Linked DNA regions of Homo sapiens: region 2 is linked to region 1. A link is a loop called in an ENCODE intact Hi-C map of the cell type or tissue named here. Cell type or tissue: Calu3. All regions are shown on one strand. Each heading gives the region's core, and the rest is flanking DNA. Links, peaks and the distances in the headings are about the cores only.

Region 1 (10,301 bases), core at 2,200-10,199:
CAAAATGTTCAAGAAAAATTGAAGCAGAGGGAACTTGTCCTATATCCTTCTGTGAGGCCAGCATAATCCTGATACCAAAAATAGACAAGGACACAACACAAAAGAAAAACTACGGGCAAATAACCCTGATAAATATAGACATAGAAATCTCCAAAAAAATACTAACAAACCAAATCCAGCAAAACACCAAAAAGATAATGTACCATAATCAAATGGGATTTATCCCAGGAATGTTAAGGATGGTTCAACATATGTAAATCAATAAACATGATACATTATGTCAACAGAATGAAGGACGAAACCTATAAGATCATCTCAATTGTTGTAGAAAATGGGTCTGATAAAATTCAACATTCTTTCATGATAAAATCTCTCAATAAATTAGTTATGAAAGTAAAGTAACTCAACCCCAAAAAGACCACATAGAAAAACCCATAGCTAACATCATAGTAAATGGAGTAGTGTAGGAAGCTTTTCCTCTAAGAAGTGGAACAAGACAAATATATCCACTCTCACCACTCTTATTCAACATAGTACTGAAAGTTCCAGCCAGTGCAATTACACAAGAGGAAAAACAAAAACCAAAACAACAAGGATCATCCGGATTTGGAAGGAGGAAGTCAAATTGTCTCTGTTTGCAGATAAACATGATCTTACCTATAGAAAAACCTAAAGACTACCAAAAAACTCTTAGCATTGATAAACGAATTCAGCAAATTTGCAGGATACAAAATCAACATACAAAAATGAGTAGTGTTGCTATACGCCAACAAAAAATTAGCTAATAAAGAAATCAAGAAAGCATCCCATTTACAATACCTATAAGCAATGAAATACTTAGGAACATGTTTAATCAAAGAGGTGAACGAGCTCTGCAAGGAAAGCTACAAAACACTGATGGAAGAAACTGAGCAGGATACAAACAAATGGAGTAGAATTAATATTGTTAAAATGACCATGCCATTCAAAGTAATCTACAGATTCAATGTGATCTCTATGAAAATATCAATGACATTCTTCACAGAAATAGAAAAAAGTCTTAAAATTTGTATGGAACTGCAAAAGACCTGAATATCCAAAGCAATCCTGAGCAAAAAGAACAAAGCTGGAGGCATCACACGATCAGACTTCAAAATATACCACAAAGCTGTGGCAACCCAGACGCATGATACTGGCATAAAAACCAGTACACAGGCAAATGGAACATAATAGAGAACCCATAAATTAATTCATGTTATCCACTGCCAACTGATTTTTACAAAAATGCCAAGAACACTCATTAGGGAAAGGACGGTTTCTTCAATATGGTGCTGGGAAAATTACCCATACGCAAAAGAATGAAACTACATCTCCACCTTTCACCCTACATACAAATCAGCTCATAATGGATCAAATAGCTAAATTAAAGAACCCAAACTCTAAAACTACTGTAAGAAAACACAGGGGCAATGCTTCAGGTCATTTGTCTAGGAAAAGATTTTATAAATAAGACCGCAAAAGCACAGGTAACAAAAGCAAAAATAAACAAATGACATTCTGTCAAACTACAACACTTCTGCACAGCGAAGGAATCAATCAACGGAGTGAAAAGGCAACCTACAAAATGGGAGAAAATATTTGCAAACTATTCATCTGTCAGGGGATTAATATCCAAACTATACAAGGAACTCAAACACCTCAACAGCCAAAACCCCCCTACAAACAATCCAGTAACAGCTGCATGTAGAGAGGTGCCCTCCTATCTGATCTATCTCCTAGGGAGACACTAGTTGTCAGGTTTTGTGGAACCTCTTGGACAGGAAGAGAGGACTTCCTTCAGTTGGAGGTGGGGAGGAGATAAGGGTAAGCATTTCCTCCTACTCCTCCTAGAAGCCGAAGGCATGCAGAAGGGACAGGGCTTGTGTCCTTCCTGTTCCCCTGCTCAGCCAGTCCTCCAGGATATCAAGTGTCCTCAGCTCCAGCTGTCCTGTCCCCACCACACCCTCAGGAACCCAGGCATCCTGGCCCAGCACTCATAGGAGACATTGAGCTGGATGGTTCTCTCTGCAGTCACACCAGCTCTGAGAAACTTCACCTGACAGGTCAGGTTGGTGCCATGGTCCTGGAGCCTTGAGGTGATTGTGAACGCCAAGGAATGGGTGGTCCTGGGGCTCAGAGAAGTGGGGGCAGCTGACATCCAGGAAATGATAAGGGGGTGTCTCCTGCTTATAGGCCCAGCGCACAGATCAGGTCAGGTTTCAGAGGTGGCTGGACTCTAGGGTCTCCAGGATGAGAATGTTGGGTATATGAGTCAGGGTTAGTGAGGAGATGGGGGGCATGCAGGATCAAAAGGGTAGGTCCAAGGTGAAGCCCTGGGGGAAGCTCAGGCTCTGGTCTAGCTCCTCCCCCAAACCCCCGGCATGCTTTATGCCCAACTCCCTCCCAGGACAGGGACCCCATCCCAGCCCTACCCTGCCCTGCAGCCCCTTTGACTTTCCCCTGTGGTCAGTCCTGGAGCTGGTTTCTTACCAGTCACACACAAAGAGAACTGGGGAGATTATAACCTGTATTTGGTACTTCCTCTCTCCACCTGAAAGAAATGTGAACCATTGTTCACCTCCTTCTGGCATCTATGATACTCTGGGAGCAGTTGTTCCTCTGGGGATTCCTGAAGAGGCAGAAAAGGCCCAGGGTCTCCTCCTTCATTTTTCAATTTGGGTTGTTTGTGGGCTCTGAAGTGTCCCAGAATTCCTTGCCTCCTTCCCGGAACCAGTAGTCATGAACAGAGTTATTCGTGTAGTAGGGTGGAGATAGGAGAATGAGCAAGGCATGAGGGTGCACAGACACTCCTGTACAGTCACAGACTCCTGCACTTCCAGCTAGAAAACTGCATCCTGAGCCAGGGCTCCAGTGGAGAAACGAGGGTCAGCTCAGTTCAGCCCCAGAGTCCCTCTCCCCATGGCCCACTCACCTATCCACTGCAGGGGCAGCAGCGTCTCTTAGGCAGAGGGTTCCTGGACTCCCTGTGTAATGAGAGAAGGGGAAGGGATTGGAGGGGAAGGTTTGAGGGCCCATTGGAGGCTGAGGAGAAGCAGGAGGACTTGGCGGTTCACAGAAGAAAAACCTCAGACCTACACGTGGTCAGAGCTCATCCCCTCTGCACAGAGCAGAGGGAGACTCCAGAGACCTCCCCAGAGGGGAGCAAATAAGGAGCAGAGATCTTATATTTCCTCTCATCTGAGAGCTTCCCTCCACCACCAGAGCCTGGACTAGGATCTCTGGGGACATCTGAGGCATGGGACACTCATGAGGGTCTAAGGTTCTCCCACCCTGAGGTGCTTTTTTGTGCACCACCGTTTATACCTGGGAACATGTCACTCCTGGTCTGGTCCCAGAGAGTCACAACCTCATCTAGAGTCATGAGGAAGTCAGTCCTGCAGGATGGAGGATTCTGTAGGTTCTGTGGGAGTGTCTGGGACAGTGAAAAGAAGAAGGGTCCTGGGTGCAGTGTGGGTGGTAGCCATTCACTCATTCATACATTCATTCATTCACCAAACACACAGTGAGCATCTGTGTGTCAGTGGGGCTGGAGAAAAGATGCCAGGGACCTGGTCCCCACCCTTGAGATGGCCCCCACCCATAGCCTCATGTCCTCACCATACACACACACACACACACACACACACACACTGGCTTTAGAGCTGTGGACACTGGTGAATTTGCCGTATGTCATGGTAGAATTCTAGGTGGTTTTTTTTGAGACTGAGTCTCGCTCTGTCGCTCATGCTGGAGTGCAGTGGTGCAATCTTAGCTCACTGCAACCTCTGCCTCCTGGGTTCAAGTGATTCTCCTGCCTCAGCCTCCTGAGTAGCTCCTGAGTAGCTGGGATTACAGGTGTCTGCCACCACACCCAGCTAATTTTTGTATTTTTTTTTAAGTAGAAATGGGGTTTCACCATGTTGGTCAGGCTCGTCTCGAACTCCTGACCTCATGATCCACCTGCCTCGGCCTACCAAAGTGCTGGGACCACAGGCATGAGCCACCACGCCCGGCCAATACTAGGTATTTTAAAAAAACTTGAGTACTGAATTTTTTTCCCTGACAACTGGTATGCTGATTTACAAAATTTGAATGACATCTTCAGAATAAGAACCATGCAGGATCTTCTTGTAAACCAAAAGGAAGGACACATATTCTATGGACTGCAGTGCAGAAGAAACTTCTTTTCCATGGATGTTGCCATTCTGTGTAGTGTGGACAGAAGTGATTTATTTGAGGTCCTCTTCATAGAGATTAGCATTTCCTTTCATGTAAAAATATGCTGCTCACAGTTAAATGAGGCTCATAAGACATAATATTTTCAGACAACATGAGTATACAGACAAAATTAAAATTTTAGGTTCCATTTTTCATGTTTATGGCTATTTGTATTTTTCTTTTCTTTTTTCTTTACTTTTTTTTTTTTTTTTTTTTTTGAGATGAAGTTTTGCTCTTGTTGCCCAGGCTGGAGTGCAATGGCACGATCTCGGCTCACCACAACCTCTGCATCCCAGGTTCAAGCAATTCTCCTGCCTCAGCCTCCTGAGTAGCTGGGATTACAAGCATGCGCCACCATGCCTGGCTAATTTTGTATTTTTAGTAGAGACAGGGTTTCTCCATGTTGGTCAGGCTGGTCTCGAACTCCCGACCTCAGGTGATCCGCCCACCTCGTCCTCCCAAAGTGCTAGGACTACAGGTGTGAGCCACCGCGTCCGGTCTCTATTTTTCTTTCATGAGTTGCTTGTTTGGGCATTGACATGCATTTATAATTGTCTTGTTGGAATTTAGTTTTTCTGGTGTTTCCTAATCCTCTTCCTCCCTCTTGTCTATGAAGAGTCTCAGACAATGTGGTCATGCTGTTCTCTTATCTGAGGATTTGGAAATTTGCCTCGCTAAATCATATGACACATATCTGACTATACCCGGGTGTGACCTTCCTGACAGTCACACAGTTAAATGTCCTGGCCAATACCTTTAAGTTTCAAAATAAATAAATAAATAAAAATCAAAATAAAAAACTTAATGGATAAAAAGCAATTTTAGGTTCAGCTACGTGATTTTCCATCTCACTCTGTATCGTATGCATCCAACGAACTCTTGAAATCTAGGACATAATACTATTTGGCACCATATATTAGTAAAATATTTATTACAGTATTATCTAGATAAATGCTCATTTGTCCTTATTAACATGGAGAGCTATTTGTATCTTCACTTACTATATAAATAATTGAGGTTTTAATAAGTAATATAATACCTTGTTGTAAGTTATTTTAAAGTTAAGAATATGGCTTGGATTCCTTGGATTCATTCACTCGGTGTAATGCATTTGAGACTCAGCTATGTGATTGGGTATATATATGAATAATTTGTTTTTGTTTTTAAATTGCTGACTCATACTTCATTGTTTTCCACAGATCCCCCATTTTGTATATATTCACTGTTTGACAGATACTCAGAATGTTTCCAGGTTTTGGTGAATATAATATAAAGCTAGTACAAATATTCCCATGCAGATTTCTGTGTGTGGACACTAGTTTTTTTTTCTCTTGCATAAATACCTAGGAGTTGGGTGCTTAGTCACATGTGTAAGTTATAAGAAATCGCAGCTGGGTGCGGTGGCTCACGCCTGTAATCCCAGAACTTTGGGAGGCTGAGGCGGGTGGATCATTTGAGGTCAGGAGTTCAAGACCAGCCTGGCCAACATGGCGAGACCCCATCTCTACTAAAAATACAAAAATTAGCTAGGTGTGGTGGGTGCCTGCTATCCCAGCTACTCAGGAGACTGAGGCAGGTGAATCGCTTGAAACTGGGAGACGGAGGCTGCAGTGAGCCGAGATCGTGCCACTGCACTTCAGCCTGGGCGACACAGTGAGACTCTGTCTAAAAAAAGAAAAAGAAAAAGAAATTGTCAAAGTGTTCTCCAAAGTGTGAGTGCCACTTCATATCCCCACCAGCAAAACATGTGAGTTCTGGTTGCTCTACATTCTCATTAATATTTGGTATTATCAGGAATGTGTAAAATTTATTTTTCTTTTGGTTTGGTTTTGTAGCCATTCTAATAGGTATGTACTGCCACCTCATTCTAGTTCTAATCCACGATTTCATAAGAGCAAATGGCGTTGGGAATGTTTCCATTCATGTGATTATTTGCCATGAGTTTTTCTTCTTTGATGAGGAGGCTGATCAAATCTTTAGTGCTTTTTAAAATCCGTCTTAAAATACACATAACAAAAATTACCATTTTAATCATTTTTCAGTGCACAGGTAAGTGGCATTAAGTACTTTCACACTCTTATGCAATTATCAACCATTGATCTCCAGAAATGTCTTCATCTTGCCAAATTGAAACTCTGTACCCACTGAAAGATAACTCCCTATTCCGTCCTGCTCCCAGCCCACGGCAGCCAACTTTCTACTTTCTGTCTATGAATTTGCCTATTCTAGATACCTCCTATAAGTGGAATCATACAGTATTGGTAACTTTTGTGACTGGCTAATTTCATGTGGCATAGTGTCTCCAAGCTTCATCTAAGTTGCAACACGTGTCAGAATCTCCTTCTTTTTAAGGTATTTCATTGTATGTATATAATATAGAGGCTTTTGACCAGTGTAGCTCATCCTGAATTATCGAGTTGATCCTTAAATCCAATCAGAAGTGTCTTGCTGGGAGAGGAACAGATGGAGATTTGATGTACACAGAAGGCGGCGGTGTCTGGGCAAACCCATCACCTCAAATGCATCTCACCACCAGGGGGAGCCATAGAGTTGTGCGATGCATCCACCCTAATCTTTGTACAACCTCCTGTGGATAGGAGTAAGAAGTGGATAGAGAGGGTGAGAGGCAGGAGCCTCCAGTCAGCTTCCAAAGATGGGAGTGAGATGGAAAATAACAAGAATGACATTAACAATAACAATAACATTACAAATAACATTAAGTTATAACAGCTACCTCTTGTGGCAAAAACCAGAGTAGGGGGCTGTGAGAAACCCACCTTATGTACAGCGCCTCAGAGATCCCAACTTAACATTTTTTGTGATCTCCAAGATAGATAGACAGGAAGGAGTGGCTGTTCATTAGCATTCGCTCTGGCTGTGCCAGGCAGAACTTTGCCCTGGGAGGGACTATGACGTTCTGCTCTCTTAATAAAAAGGTACAAAGCTGGGCTCCAGAAATAGACTGAGGGGCCTCTTGGGTCTGCTCCCCAGGCTGCTTCCTGTCCATAGGTGAGCAGTGGATGCTGCCACTCCTGACTGGAGAGACAGGGTTTCAGAAGAAATTCTCCAAGTTATGGGGGATCCCGGATGGGATGGGTCAGGTCTAGCTCTGGGGTCTGCTTAAGGGAATGAGAGTGAGTCTTTGAAGCTCAAGGCACCCTCCAAACCTGCACTCCTCTCCTAACAGCAGGGTCCTCATGAGGGTGTCGTTGCATGAGACAGTAAGGGTCATGCCATGGGCTCTGAATGAAACCAGTTCTGCCATCTTCATCCTGATTGTTCAGACTAGGCATCACTGACCATGCACAGTCTAGATGGAGGGAGGTACATGTTTCTTCAGGGACATGGCACAATGCTGTGTCTAAAAGGAATGCTTCATGTTGGTGCAGCCAAATGGAGCTGATCGGACGCTCTCTGTGGCTGTGGTTGCTGGTCTCCTCTCAGTATCCACTCTCTCTTTTTCCTTAGTAATAAGGACCTCAGACATGAGAACCCAGCTAAGAAGGATTCTACGTTCTACACTTTCTTCTGTAGTTTTTTCTGAACAGCCCTATGAAGAGGAAACATTTTACATCCCTATTAAAAACAATTTCTTTTTCTTTTTAATTTTTGTGGGTACATAGTAGTTGTAGACCCTAAGATTCTTTTAAATTTATTTAAATTTTTTATTTCTTAACCTTTATTTTAGGTTCGGGGTACACGTGCAGATTTGTTATATAGGTAAACTTGTGTCATGGAAGTTTTTTGTACAGATTATTTCATTACCCAGGTACTATGCCTAGTACCCAATAGCTATTTTTTCTGCTCCTCTCCCTCCTCTTACTGTCCACCCTCAAGGAGGCCCCAGTGTCTGATGTTCCCCTCTATGTGTCCAAGTGTTCTCCTCTTTTAACTGCCACTTATAAGTGAGAACATGCGGCATTGGTTTTCTGTTTCTGTGTTAATTTTCTAAGGTAATGTCCCCATTTTACAGGTGTAGAAAGCAAAGCTTAGCGGAGATAGGAAACTTAACTGAGATCACGTGGCAGGTAAGTGGCAGCATTAGGTTCAAACCAGACAGTGTGACCAGGAATCCCCCCTCTTAACCATGGTCTTTCCTCAAACAGCCTGTACAGCCTTTGACCCAGCAGTCCTCAGTAATTTGGGGGCAGTGCACAAGACCATCCTCACTTCTAACTCCAGCTTCACACTCAGGGGTCCCCTGATCACCTTCAGTTTCGACAGTTCACAAGTAGGACTCACAGAACTCACTGAAAGCTCTTATTCTCATGTTATGTCTCATTACAGCAAAAGGATACAGATTAAAGTCAGCCAAGGGGAGAAGAGCATGGGGCAGGGTCCAGTGAATTCCAAATGTGTAGTTTCCAGTTGTCCCCTCCCAGTACAATCACAGACAGCAGTAATTCCTCCTTACATGACGTGTGACAACATGCATAGAGTGTCACCAACCAGGGACACTCACCTAAGCCTTGATGCCCAGGGTTTTTATTGTGGCTTTGCCATGTAGATATGGATGGCTGTTCACATGGCTGATCTTAGCTTCAGCTGCTCTAGAGATAGAGCTGACAACAGTGACCCAAAGTCCCTACCATTAGTCATATTATTAGACTATTTGGTGGTCATATTATTAGACGAATATAACTATTTAGTCATATTATTATGAATATTAGTCATATTATTGGGCAAGGCACTAAGGTAAATAAAGACATTCCTATCAGGTGAGATATTCCAGGGGCTTAGAGTTCCCTCCCAGTAGCTGAGAGCAAAGTCCAGACCTCTATTTAAGTAGGGTTGAGTTCTTTCCTGTGCAAGTTCACCTCTGGGATTAATCACGGATCTACAAATGGGACTAGGCAAAAGCTGTTCATGCTGCTGTGTACAAAAAAAAGTGGGCCAGGCATGGTGGCTCACGCCTGTAATCCCAGCACTTTGGGAGGCCAAGGTGGGTGGATCACGAGGTCAGAGATTGAGACCATTCTGAACAACATGGGGAAACCCCATCTCTACTAAAACACAAAGAATTAGCCAGGCGTGGTGGTGTGTGCCTGTAGTCCCAGCTACTTGGGAGGGTGAGACAGGGGAATCGCTTGAACCTGGGAGGTGGAGGTTGAGTGAGCCGAGATTGTGCCACTGCACTCCAGCCTGGCGACAGAGGAAGACTCTATCTCAAAAAAAAAAAAAAAAAAAAAAAGAACTCTAATATAAACTGTGGGCTTTGGGTGCTAATATTGCGTCAACGTGAGCTCATCAAATGCAATGAATGTACCACTGTGGTGGGGCTGTTGATAATGGGGGTGGCTGTGCATGCGGGAGGGCAGGTGATATATGAAAAACCTCTGTACCTTCCTCTGAATTTTGCTGTAAACCTAAAACTGCTCTAAAATATCGTGTTTTTTAATTGAAAGAACCCGGCCTGGCCCAGTGGCTCATGCCTGTAATCCCAACACTTGGGATGCCAAGGGGGATGGATCACTTGAACCCAGGAGTTGAAGACCAGCCTGGCCAACATGGCAAAATCCCGTCTCTACTAAAAATACAAAAAATATTAGCCCGATGTGATGGCACATGCCTGTAATCCCAGCTACTCTGGAGGCTGAGGCATGAGAATCACTTGAACTCAGGAGGCAGAGGTTGCAGTGAGCCTGGATCACACTACTGACCTCCAGCCTGGAGGACAGAGTGAGACTCTGTCTGGAAAAAAAAAAACAAAACTTAAAGGACATAAATGATTGCAAATAGAGGATTGGTTGAATAACTCAACCCATATCCAATCCAGTGGAATACTACACAGCCATGAATAATGAACAGTGATGGTGCAAAGCCATGCTTCTCCCATGAGAGTCCAGGACCTGAGGCAGAATGTGGGGAGTGCTTCAAGGGAGCTAAAGCCAGAAGATCCACTTTGTATATATTTCAGAGGCACCATTTACACGGTAATACTGGGGCAGGCCAATTAACTAACATCAGTGGTAACGAATGCGTTATTTTCCTATTAAAACTAACATGGAGGTGTCTGGCTGTAGGCTGCAAATATTCATATGGGTTTTCAGGGCACAGAAGACTTC
Region 2 (11,664 bases), core at 1,882-9,881, 73 kb after region 1:
TACTATCCACAATAGTCAAGATATGGAATCAACCTAAGTGTCCATCAATGGGTGAATGGATAAAGAAAATGTGGCATGTATACGCAAGAGAATATTATTCAGCTTTGAAAAGAAAGAAAATTTTGTCACTTGCAACAACATGGATGAACCTGGAGGACAATATGCCAAGTGAAATAAGCCAGGCACGGAAAGGCAAATACTTCGATTCTGCTTATATGAGGAATCTGTAGAAGTCAATTTCATAAAAGCAGAGGCTAGAACCCTGGTGATCAGGGGTGGAGGTTGGAGACAATGAAGAGATGTTAGTCAGAGGGTACCAAGTTTCAGGTAGACAAGAGGAATCTGGAAATCTCCTGTACTGCATGGTGACTATAGCTAATAATACTGTATCATATATTTCAATACTGCTAAGATAGTAAATTTCCAATGTTCTCATCACAAAACAAAACAAATATTGCTGGATACAAAGCAATCCTTTTGATGAGTATAAGGTGTTACTTTAAAGTGCAAAGGGGTTGATAAGTGTGAGATGGCAATGCATATATTAGCTTATTTCTTCATTACACAATGTACACATATTTTAAAGCATTATGTTACATATCATAAATATACACAATTTTATTTGTCTATTAAAATAGAATAATGATAAAACACAAAGGAAATGTCCACAAAACATCACATTGTATGCTGTAAATAAATACAATATTTATTTTTAATTACACCTCAATAAGGCTGGAAATATTGCTTTGAAAAATCCAAAGGCACCAGGCACGATGGCGGGTACCTGCTGTTCCCACTATTCAAGAGGCGGCTGTGAAGGAGGATAGCTTGAGCCCAGGAATTCCAGGCTACAGTGGGCTATGACAATCATACCTATGAAAAGCCACCACACTCCCACCTGGGCAACAAAGTAAGAACCTTCTAAAAAATATAATAAACAAATAAAATTTTAAAACTCCAGATGGAATCCAAATAAATTTTTGGAATTAATAAACAAAAAAACCTGCCGTTGCAAAGATCATGAGTGACAAAGGTGCCCACTTCTCCGTCTGTCCTCACCCCTGTCTCTCCTCATCTGTGGTCATCACTTTACTCCAGCTGTGCATTGAAACATCTCCATCCTGGACCCCTCTCCTGAGCTCCAGACATTTGCATTCAGCTGTCTCCCTCCTATCCCCATTCAGATGTCAGGGGGATTCTCAGAATTATCATCGCCCCTGAAAGCCACCCGTCTGCAGTCCTCCATGGACACAGCTCTTTCCTTCCAGGTGCTCAGAGGAACATTCTGGCCCCATCCTTGCTCTTCCCTTCCCCTCCCTGACAACACTCATTAGAAAATTCTGTGAGCCTGACCTTCCACTCACATCCAAAAACACATCCTTACCCCATCCTGCCTCCCTGGCTCAGCCCCATGCCTCCTCCTGGATGACCCAGCAGCACCTTCCCAGCCTCCTTGGCTGCCGTGACACACGCGGTTCTGCTCTGACCAGAGCAGCTGAGGGTCCTGTTAGAGTGAGAGTCCAGTCAAGCCTCTGCTCTCTCCAAAGGCTCCAGGTTCCTGCGTAGCCTCAGGGCCCCACGCAGGCTGCCCTGTCATCCCCGCTGCTCCCTCCTCTGCCTCCTTCTGCTCTCAGACTGGGGCTCTGGCTGTGTCTGCAATGCCCAGGCCTGCTGCTGCCTCTGAGCAATGCACTCACTGCTCCCCTTCCCTCTTGCTGGGATGCTTGTCTCTCATTCAGACACAGAGCCTCCCTGCTCAGCACCTTCATGCCTTTGCTCACACACCACCTCCCCTCATTATCAGATAAGAAACGGTTCCCCAGTCTATCTTATGTTTCTTTCCCTGCATGCTTTTTCTCCAAACACAGATCTCCACCCCACATGCTCTTATTTTATTTATTATTTCTTTTCATTTGTACTTTTCCTGTCTCTAGAATGATAGCTTCTTGAAGACAGAGATTTTTTTCGTGCTGTGTCTACTGATGAACCCCTGGTGCCAATAATAATGCTGACACATAATGGATGCTCAGTAGAGTCACTGAAGTTAGTCGCTTCGTGTCTATCACCAATAATGCCTCTGCTCCACTCAGAACCAAATAAGAATTACACACACACACATACACACACACATGCACACAACACACACACAACCCTGAGTGACATTAAGACTGAGCCTGAAGGACAATTGGGACCTAGATTGGCAGGAATGGGAGGGAAGGGCATTTCAGGAGAAGGAATTACACACGCAAAGTCTCAGAGCCACAGAGGGCTTGGCCTGCAGAGACTTTGGGTGGAGAGTCTGGCCAGGAACAGACTGTGCAAGGCCTCCATTCCAGGCTGTGGCATTTTCCCCTTGTTCTCCAGCACCAGAGAGGAAACACGGCTGCTCAGACTGTGGAGGAACTGGATGAGGAGGCATCTGGAAACGGAGTCTGGAGTCTGTGTTGGGAGAGATGGAGGCAGGAGGTGAGGAGGGCTCAGTGTTCAGGGAGGAGGCGAGGCCCCAGGCATGACCAGGGCCAAGATGGAGAAAAGGGCCCCAGGATGAACCCTGCTTAGAAGGAGGGACAAGAATTAGTGATTTGTGGGATCTGGAGGAGGGAGGGAGGTGAAGGTGAAGACCCATATCCTGGTTCTGACTTTAGAGATGGGAGCCACTATGTCATCAGTAGGATGGGGATCCCAGGAGAAGTGGGTTGGGGGAAGAAGATGGGCAGCTCAACTTAAGCCATACTGAGCAGAGCAATCCTGGAGGCCATTGAGGGGGAGGTGTCCAGTGGGATGTTGAGGATGAGATGCCCACAACCCCTGAGAGATTAGCCCGTGACAGGGTCTGCAGCCTCCACGCCTGCTGCTGCCCTTCCTTCCTGCAGAAACTGACAGTGAGTAAAAAGACAAAGGCCTGCCAGTGTGGCCGGATCGGGGTGCAGAGGGCAGCAGACTCATCTCCCCGTGCCCTGCTAAGGGGCAGGAGGGGACTGGGGTGGAGAGAGCAGGCCTAGCCCCCAGAACCTCCCTAATGAGAGCAGGAACCTCCCAGCCCGGACATTCAGTGAAAGCCGAGGTCAGACAACAATTGGTCCATGTGGAATTCTCGCCACAATTCAGCCTACTGCCTGGCCCTCTTGAGCCTTCAGATTCCTCCAGCACTGGGACCTGGGATTCAGCACCATGTCCCCTGTACTCCCCACATCTCTCCTTGGTCCCTGGGGCAGCGCTCAGCTGAGGAAGAGGAAGCAGAGGCAGATAGGCAGGATCTTCACAGCCGCCTCCCCGACAGCCACCAAGACCACCTCCACCACAGGCCCTGATTTCAAAAAGTTTTGCCCCGGCTGGGAGCAGTGGCTCACACCTGTATCCCAGCACTTTGGGATGCTGAGGTGGGCAGATCACTTGAGGCCAGGAGTTCAAGACCAGCTTGGCCAACATAGCAAAACCCTGTCTCTACTAAAAATACAAAAGAAATTACCTGGGTGTGGTGGCACATGCCTGTAATCCCAGCTGCTAGGGAGGCTGAGGCACAAGAATTGCTTGAACCTGGGAGGCAGAGGTTGCAGTGAGCCAAGATCACACCACTGCAGTCCAGCCTGGGCAACAGAGTGAGACTCTATCTCAAAAAATAAAAAAAAAAGTTTTGCCCCACAATGGGTAGGTGAATACATACACTTTTACCCCTCCCTGTTGCGCGTGTAACCTTGTTCACCTTCATGGGTTCTCCATGGCCATATTTTTTCAAAATTAGAAAGAACATATGACCCAACTATTTTGCATTTAAGAACTGATTTCACAGGCATAGATGTACACTTGTGGCAGTAGATACAAGATTATTTATTGCAGTGTTACTGTTGGTAAGATAAAATTAGTGCCATGATATTCCATTAGGCACAAAATCAGAGTCCACATTTTTGATGCCACGAAATTGGAGTCCATCCACACAGTGGAATCACCCACAGTACTGGAGGAGAGTAATGTCACTCTGATGTCACTACTGATGTTAAACCATCACTGAGATCCTTCGGGCAAGCAAATCAAGGCGCAGCGCAGCCAGGACAGACACTGGCGGATTCTGGGGAAGGGGACGGGTGTCTGAGGGTAGATTCTACTGTGCACTCTGAATTCTCACCCATGTGACTATATCATCTGTTCAGAAGAACTTAGATCAGGACTACTGGGGAGAATAAGAAGATGAGGGAAGAGGAGTATTCAGCAGGTGGGGACTCAAAGCCTGGATCTGCTATGTGAATGGCACCCTGCCCTTGTTATGGGGCCAGTGGGAGTTGTGTGTGGAAGAGGCCAAGGGGAGTGAGGGGAGGATGGGGACAGGTGCTCAGGTGGCCTTGGAGACTAACGATGGGGAAGACCTCTGTTTCACTTACAAGAGGGTCTCAGGTTACGAAGTTGAGTCCAGGAAGAAGCAGTAGCCCAGCCCTGCCCCAAGCTGCAGGCCCTGCTCCCTCAGCCCCAGGGAGGGGGCTCTGTCCTACCTGTGCCGTCTCCTAGAGAGACACCAATCCTTGGGTTCCTTAGAGCATCTAGAACAGGAAGAGAGAATTTCCCTTTCTTTGGGGTGGAGATGAGGTAAAAGTAGGTACTCCTCCCCTACCCCAGAAGCCACAGGAATGTCAAAAGACAGAGCTTGTGTCCTTCTAGTTCCCCTGCTCAGCCAGGCCTCCAGGACATAGCCACAAAGTGTCCCCTGCCCTGACCCTCCTCTACCCCCTACACCCTCAGGAACCCAGGCATCCTGGCCCCAGCACTCACAGGAGACACTGAGCTGGATGGTTCTCTCTGTAGTCACACCAGCTCCAGGGAACTTCACCTGCCAGGTGAGGTTGGTGCTGTGGTCCTGGGGCCATGGGGTGATCGTGAGCACTGAGGAGCCGAAGGTCCTGGAGCCCAGATGCAACAGGGAGACCCCCATTCAGAAGAATGTGGAGGGGGCTCCTCCCATTCACAGGCCCAGAACACATAGCAGGTAAGGTTCCTGGTGTGACTGGTACCCCAGAATCCCTGGGATGAAAATGTTGGGCTTGTGGGTCAGGGCTGGTGAGGAGAGAGAGGAGCTTGGGGACCCTCTGAGTGTTATCAGCCCACCCCAGGGTCCTTTCACGCTGTCGGCATGCCACCACCTCTAGAAGGAGCAGAACCTTCATTGCTTTATTTCTGGTGTCTGGGCTTTTAACATACTTGTCATATTCCAAGAGAGCATCCTACAAGATATGAATGTTTCCTGAATGGTTTCTCCTTTCTGAAGAGTCCGTGTGGGCTGGGCGCAGTGGCTTATCCCTGCAATCCCAGCACTTTGGGAGGCCGAGGCGGGCAGATCATGAGGTCAAGAGATTGAGACTATCCTGGCCAACATGGTGAAACCCTGTCGCTACTAAAAATACAAAAATTAGCAGGGCATGGTGACGGGTGCCTATAATCCCAGCTGCTTGGGAGGCTGAGGCAGGAGAATCTCTTGAACCCGGGAGACGGAGGTTGCAGTGAGCCAAGATTGTGCAACTGCACTCCAGCCTGGTGATAAAGTGAGACTCCATCCCAAAAAAAAAAAAAAAAAAAGAAAAGAAAAGAAAAAAAGAGTCCCCGTGTGTGCCTCTGATGCTCAGGGAGAAGTTGCTGGTCTTGAGGTCCCTGGGCAGGAGGAATTGGTCCTGGGTCCTGCCATGAAGCATTTGTCCTGGTCACTGGAGGATTGTGGTCTACATCCACCCCTTTCTGGAACCAGCACAGGTGGAGGGTTCCATAGTAAGTCCAGGAGTAGGGAAATTTCTGCAGCCTGAGGACACACAGGCCCTTCTGCACCATCACAGGTTCCTGGAACTGCAGCTGTTCCAGAACCTAAGCCAGGAGCCCTGGAGTGAGGAAAAGACTAAGCCTTGGGCTCTGGAGCCTCCTGAGTGGGGGCTGCTGTCCCCGCAGCCTATGCAGGGTCAGCAGCAGTGGCATCTCTGCCTCATACCCAGGGGCAGACCTCTCTGAAAGGGAAGGGAAAGCTACAGGTGTGGGACAGCAGAGGAAGCTTGTGGTGAGAACAAGAGGTGACCAGCCCAGTAAAGGGAACTTCAGACACACAATGAGTCCATTGTAATTAACTCTTTAAGAAAACTGAGTTCCATTTCTGCATGTTGCTCAGACAAGGCAAGAGGCTTGCCCTAAGTAAGGCAGCAACGAAGGACCGGAGTCCCCAAGTCCTGCCTCCTGGACTTGTGCACAAGTGACTGGAGAAACAGGTGCCACCTGGCCAGTTCCCCATGAATCACAGGCGTGGGACCCCCACAGAGGTCAGTCTCCTAGAGATCAGCACCAGAGGCATGAAAGGGTCCACGTGAGGTAAGAGCAGCAACACTTCATTCATTCCATGTGTGCATTCATTCTCAAACAAAAGTAAAAGAGACAGATTTGCATCATTCCTGACGCTCAACTAACTCAAGTAGTCCTGGAAGACAGAAACAATGATGGGCTTGAGCTTTCTCCAAGGACAATAGGGAGTCATGGAAGGTTCTCATGCAGAAAAGGGTCACCATAATATATACATGTCAGATAGATCCCTCCAAGGCCAGACTGCAGGCTAAGGGCCTAGAGAGAAAGCTGTTGCGATTGTTCGGTAAGGAAGAACCATGCCTTCAAGGAGAGAGTAATGTAGTGAATTCTTAGAATTGCATGCGACCTCAGTGTCCTTTTGAAATACCAGAAGCGGGGCTCAGTCATCCTTAACAACTTCCAGTTCTAAACCACACTCAAATGGCTCAAGCTGGTGGCCAGAGATAAGAACTTAGACAGGCACAGTGACTCATGCCCTTCAACCAACCCCAGCACTTTGGGAGGCTGAGCGGGTCGATCTCTTGAGTGGAGTTCAAGACAGCCTGGGTAATATAGAGGGACCTCATCTCTACAAAAAACAATAGGTAAATAAAAGAACCAGCGGCATCTCTCCTGTAAAAGCAGACTTGCCTTCCTGCTTTTTCTGCTGCTACCTTTAAGGGAACCACAGATATTTACCCATGAACTTAAAGTAACCACACCCGATTCCCTGAGAGGTACTGCCAGTTGCCGTGTGCTTTTCTTTCTCACTCTGCCTGACTCCTCATTCCTGACTCGGGTGACCCAGGGATGGACTGGGTCCCCCCACTAATTACTGCCCCCCCTCCACTCATTACACCCTCATTGCCTGGAGTTTATAAGTAAAAATCTTTAAACATATTTCCTAGCTTGATGGTGCATTGAACTTGCACCCTCCACCTGAAGAACTGTGGCTACTCTAGGCTGGGTTTCCCCCCAGGACACCTGGGAGGGTACAAGGGTGGACTTCCAGTGCCAGGGAAATGGTCAGGCAGGCATAAAGTGAACACGGGTCAGAAAAGAACCACAGGGGCATCTGTAGCTTAAACAAGTTGCCCATGTGAGGCACCCATGGTCATGGGTCAGACAACCAGGCATTAGATCATCCTCCACGTAAGAGAAAGATCCTGTGAAATGTACGCTGTAGACACCACGTCCAGCTCTCCTTCATTTCCCATTAGGGCAGGGTCATCAGCCACTCTGGCACTGAAGCCCCAGTTTAGCTGGGGACTCTCAAAACAAGTCACCTTGGTGATTGAAGAAAGAAGCAATTTGAGACATTTTCAGAAAGTGGACTTTGCAGGGTTGGTGGTGGTGCATGACAGAGCAGGAGCACCATCATCTCAGACTAACACTGCCACTTTAAGTTCCAGCTCCCTTTCTAGCCTCGTGCATTTCAAGGAAATCACTTATCTTCTGACAACAAGCAGCCGGAAAGAGCAGACAGTGAAACACAGATAAGACAGCTCAGGCATAAAGGGATGTCTGAGGGGGAAAAGTCTCCTGGGTAACCACCAAACTTCACACTCATACAATGGGCCCCAGTAAAACAGTGGGCCCTAATAAACACATTCCTTCCCCTTTAGGTACACTAAGATAGGGAAGCTAAAAGCAGACTCAGGGGGTATGCCTGCAGCTGCAGGAAGACGTATGGGATTAGACACAAAACTCTCCCTCCCAGGTAAGCAAGACAAAGAGACACAGAAACATTCTGAGCCTGTGATAAGCTGTACCGCCCTGAATCCTTAAAAACTCTTAGTCGGTAAAAGAGAGTGCCTCTGACCTAACTCAGCCAGAAGCCCTTCTCAGGTTTAGTCTCCAAAATAAACCTATCTTTAACTGTTCAGCTGTTTTTTGTGTTTCCTTCTTCTTTCTTTAATTCTTATAATGCGTGAGAGAGGGGAGCATCTGCAGTGGCTCCCAGAGCCCCGACTCAAGCAGCAGGGACTTGGGGGTGTCATGGCAGAGAGCTGGTGAGATGAACCGTCAGGGCTTGGGGGCAGGTCTGGGCTGGAGAGGGAGGGGTAGGGAGTTTCACAAAGCCTACTGGGGTTGTACTCAGGGGAGGTGGATGTGTTCACCAAGGGGAAACAGAAGGCCCCAGTGGGAGGGGTGGGGAACACACAATCTTAAGCTTAATTGTGGGCTGGGGAATGGCTGAGATGGCCTGGCCAGGGAGGTAGGAGGAGAAGGAGCTGCACATTGGTGACAGCAGTGGTGAGAATTTTATCAGGGATGGGTGGGAGGGGCAGACTGCAGGGGGCAGCGGGGTGAGGGGGAGTGGGACTCATTGGGATGTCTTCAGTCCTCTCCTGTCGGAGCTCTGGGCCTCCACTTCTGTCCTGAGCAAGCAGCAAGCCCACCTTCATCACGACCCCAGAGGGAAGGTTTTTTTCCTACCTGTACCATTTCCTTGGGTGGGGCCAATAGCCAGATTCTGTGGAGAATCTGGCATCTGGCATCTGGAATGGAGAAAGCCACCATTTTCTACCACCATGCGGAGGAGTATGGCTGCTCTGCCTCTTTGGCTAAATCCATGGAAAGCTGCTGAGGTGGGGACTGCTGTGATTTCTCCTCCCTTCTCCAGTCGAGCTCCTGACCAGGCGTTGAATCTCTCAGGCCCTGAACCCTTCCTGTCCATCCTGGCAGCCCTCAGCCACCCAGGTGTCCTGGCCAACATCCAAGGGGGATGCTGAGCCTGGTGGTATGAGGAGCTCAGCTGGGCTGTGAGAGAGAGCTGTGCTTCAAGGTGGCAGGATCACCGATTAAAGCAACAATAGACCAAACTGAAAGAATGAATCAAGCCTTTAATCACAGACAGCAGTGATAGAGGCAAGAGTCTAAACCAGAGAATGCACCAACTCTTCTTGTTTCATTTCCTGCCACCCCTCTGGAACAGTGCACACTGCTGGAGGGTCAGGTGGCTCATGGATCAACACAGACATAGGGGTCGGGGTCCTCTCACTGAGGAGGGAGCCCTGAACAAAAGGCTCAGGCAGTTCCACAGACCCTGGGAAGGGTGGGGGCATGAGAAGGGCTAGGAGTGGAAAAGAACTGAGTACTGAGTCAGAGTGGGGAAACGTGTCTTCAAGGTTCCTCCTCCTGCCCCCCGCAAGGTGGTCTCAGCAGAGGCATCTGTGGAAGACCTCTGTCCAAGGCCTCAGAAAACGAGGCCTAGAAATAAATGTAACTGGGATAGAAATGCAAATATGCATAGCGCATGACTGGCCAGAAAGGTGGGGTCCTTGACCACAACCGAGTGTGAAGAGGGTGGAGTCTCCCAGTGAGGCCTGCCAGGAAAAGCCTTTGCAACTGCCTGTGATCGAACCTGAAAAGCCACACCTAGGTTTTTAACCATGTGCTGGACTCCTCAGATAGTTCTACCCATGGATCTACCGCTTCCTAGGAAGGTCACCTGGCATGGAGGCCTGATGCCACAATCTTGGACCCTAGGATACAGGGGTACACTGAGGACTTGAAGCGGGGGCTTCAGAACCCCAGGAAGAGAGGTGCATCTTCCTTCACAAGCCCCTGGCATGGTGCTGTTTAGACTCCAAGATGGCTGGCTTTAAGCTTAAAGGGATATAAATTATGGGTATCTGATACAAGCTACAGAGGAGGAGAAACTCAGAGGGGAGACCCCAGAGTGTCAGCCTGGGGTTGGCCTCCCCTGCCCTCAGCCCCAGGATCCTGCACCTCTCCCTTACTCTCCAGATAAGAAACAGGTATGTTCCTGCCTCTGGGGCTCTCTCCTGGGGACCCTTCTCTACTGGTCACAGTCAGAGGCAGTGTCATTCATTGGGAGCTATATTTCATGTGATATCTCTGACCTAGAGATGTGTTCCTACTTTCCTGCATCTGGAACATCTGATGCTCTGAGAGCAACTGTGGGTCCTTGGGTCTCTGAGGAGGTTAGCTTTGCCCCAGGTCCTCTCTTCCAGGTTTTTCTTTTCTTTTCTTTTCTTTCTTTCTTTTTTTTTTTTTTTTTTTTTTTTTTGAGATGGAGTCTCGCTCTGTCACCCAGGCTGGGGTGCAGTGGCACAATCTCGGCTCACTGCAACTTCCACCTCCCAGGTTCAAGCGATTCTCCTGCCTTGGCCTCCCTAGTAGCTGGGATTACAGGCACCTGCCTCTACACCTGGCTAATTTTTGTATTTTTAGTAGAGATGGAGTTTCACCATGTTGGCCAGGCTGGTCTAGAACTGCTGACCTCAGGTGATCCACCCACCTCGGCCTCCCAAAGTGCTAGGATTACAGGCATGAGCCACTGCGCCCAGCCTTCTTCCAAGTTTTGACAGGGCTTATTTGTGGCCACAGGGGGATTATGGTGTCTGTGGGCCCCCTCTGGGATCCAAAGGTGGGTGTGGACTGGATTAAAGTCAGTCCAGAAAACCCATGGATTGGACTGGAGAATGAAGCTGGGCACAGAATGCAAAGGTTCCCTCTTCACCGTCACTGACTGAAAGGTGAGAGCACAGCCGGCTGATTCTCATGGGACTGCTGCCGGGAAGCAAGCTGTGGCTGCAGCCCGACTGAGCAACCTCTTCCTCAGGCCTCTGCTGCCCTCACAGCTGGGGCAATGGCAGCAGCGGAAAAGGATGTTCTACATTCCGCTGACACCATCTGATTTGTTGGGAGCCGAAAAGGCCAAAGAGATCGTGACCAACTCAGCATTCCACTGGAGGCTATATGATCAAACAGCAAACTGTTTATCATGAATACAGGATGTGAGCAAACTCACGACTGCACCTGCCGCCAGAAGGTTTGCTGAGGGCGGTCACTCCCTGGCGCCGGCTCCTTGAAGTTATCTTCTGGGACATCTAGGGCCTACTGTTCAAGGAATACAGTCTTGCAAGCCTACTCTAGATGGAGCAGCTGACCTCTTCTTCCACCCCTCCTTCTCGCTATCTCTTTTGCCTAATAAATATGGAGGGCTGTGTAAAGTTCAGGGCCCTTGTCCACTAGAGGCAAGGTGCCCCCTGACCCCTTCTTCCAAACACATTCTTTTGTTCTCTTGTCTTTGTTCCCGCGTTCGTCCCCCTTTGTTCAGTCCCCCAAGGTCCGTGCAGTTTACAAGCGGTGCCCCGAACAGTGACAGGATTGGGCAGTCTACAAGTAGCACCCCAAACAGTGAGAGAACTAGGCTGTCTTCACTGATTAGCCTCTCCCACTTGGAAGTGGGCACAACCTTGGAGTGATAGATTCTCTTCCTGGATTGAATGTATTGTTCCTCTCCCAAATTTCTGCCTTCAGCAAACGCTACTTTTGCCCTCAGACCACTACAGGGGAAATGAAAGCTGAGCTCTCCTCTCCCCTGACCAC

What was found. Peaks named below come from ENCODE experiments on the same cell type or tissue, not always from the same donor. Only the 100,000 strongest peaks of a DNase experiment are listed, where the experiment ranks them.
Region 2: a loop joins it to region 1, with 4 times the contacts of the local background. A loop is called at or near these places in 3 of 110 quality-filtered maps.

Annotation. Positions count from the first base shown.
Region 1 is chr19:51,466,345-51,476,645 of GRCh38, forward strand. It overlaps the pseudogene SIGLEC26P. Among named protein-coding and RNA genes, the nearest start is that of CEACAM18, 7.0 kb to the right of the region's middle. In Calu3, for the core only: a CTCF peak has its summit at 6,755 (motif pointing right); DNase peaks (open chromatin) are centred at 6,777 and 9,047.
Region 2 is chr19:51,540,139-51,551,802 of GRCh38, forward strand. It overlaps the pseudogene SIGLEC28P. Among named protein-coding and RNA genes, the nearest start is that of SIGLEC6, 14 kb to the left of the region's middle. RefSeq lists an enhancer at 5,874-5,923. In Calu3, for the core only: no CTCF peak of the experiment used is centred there; a DNase peak (open chromatin) is centred at 6,783.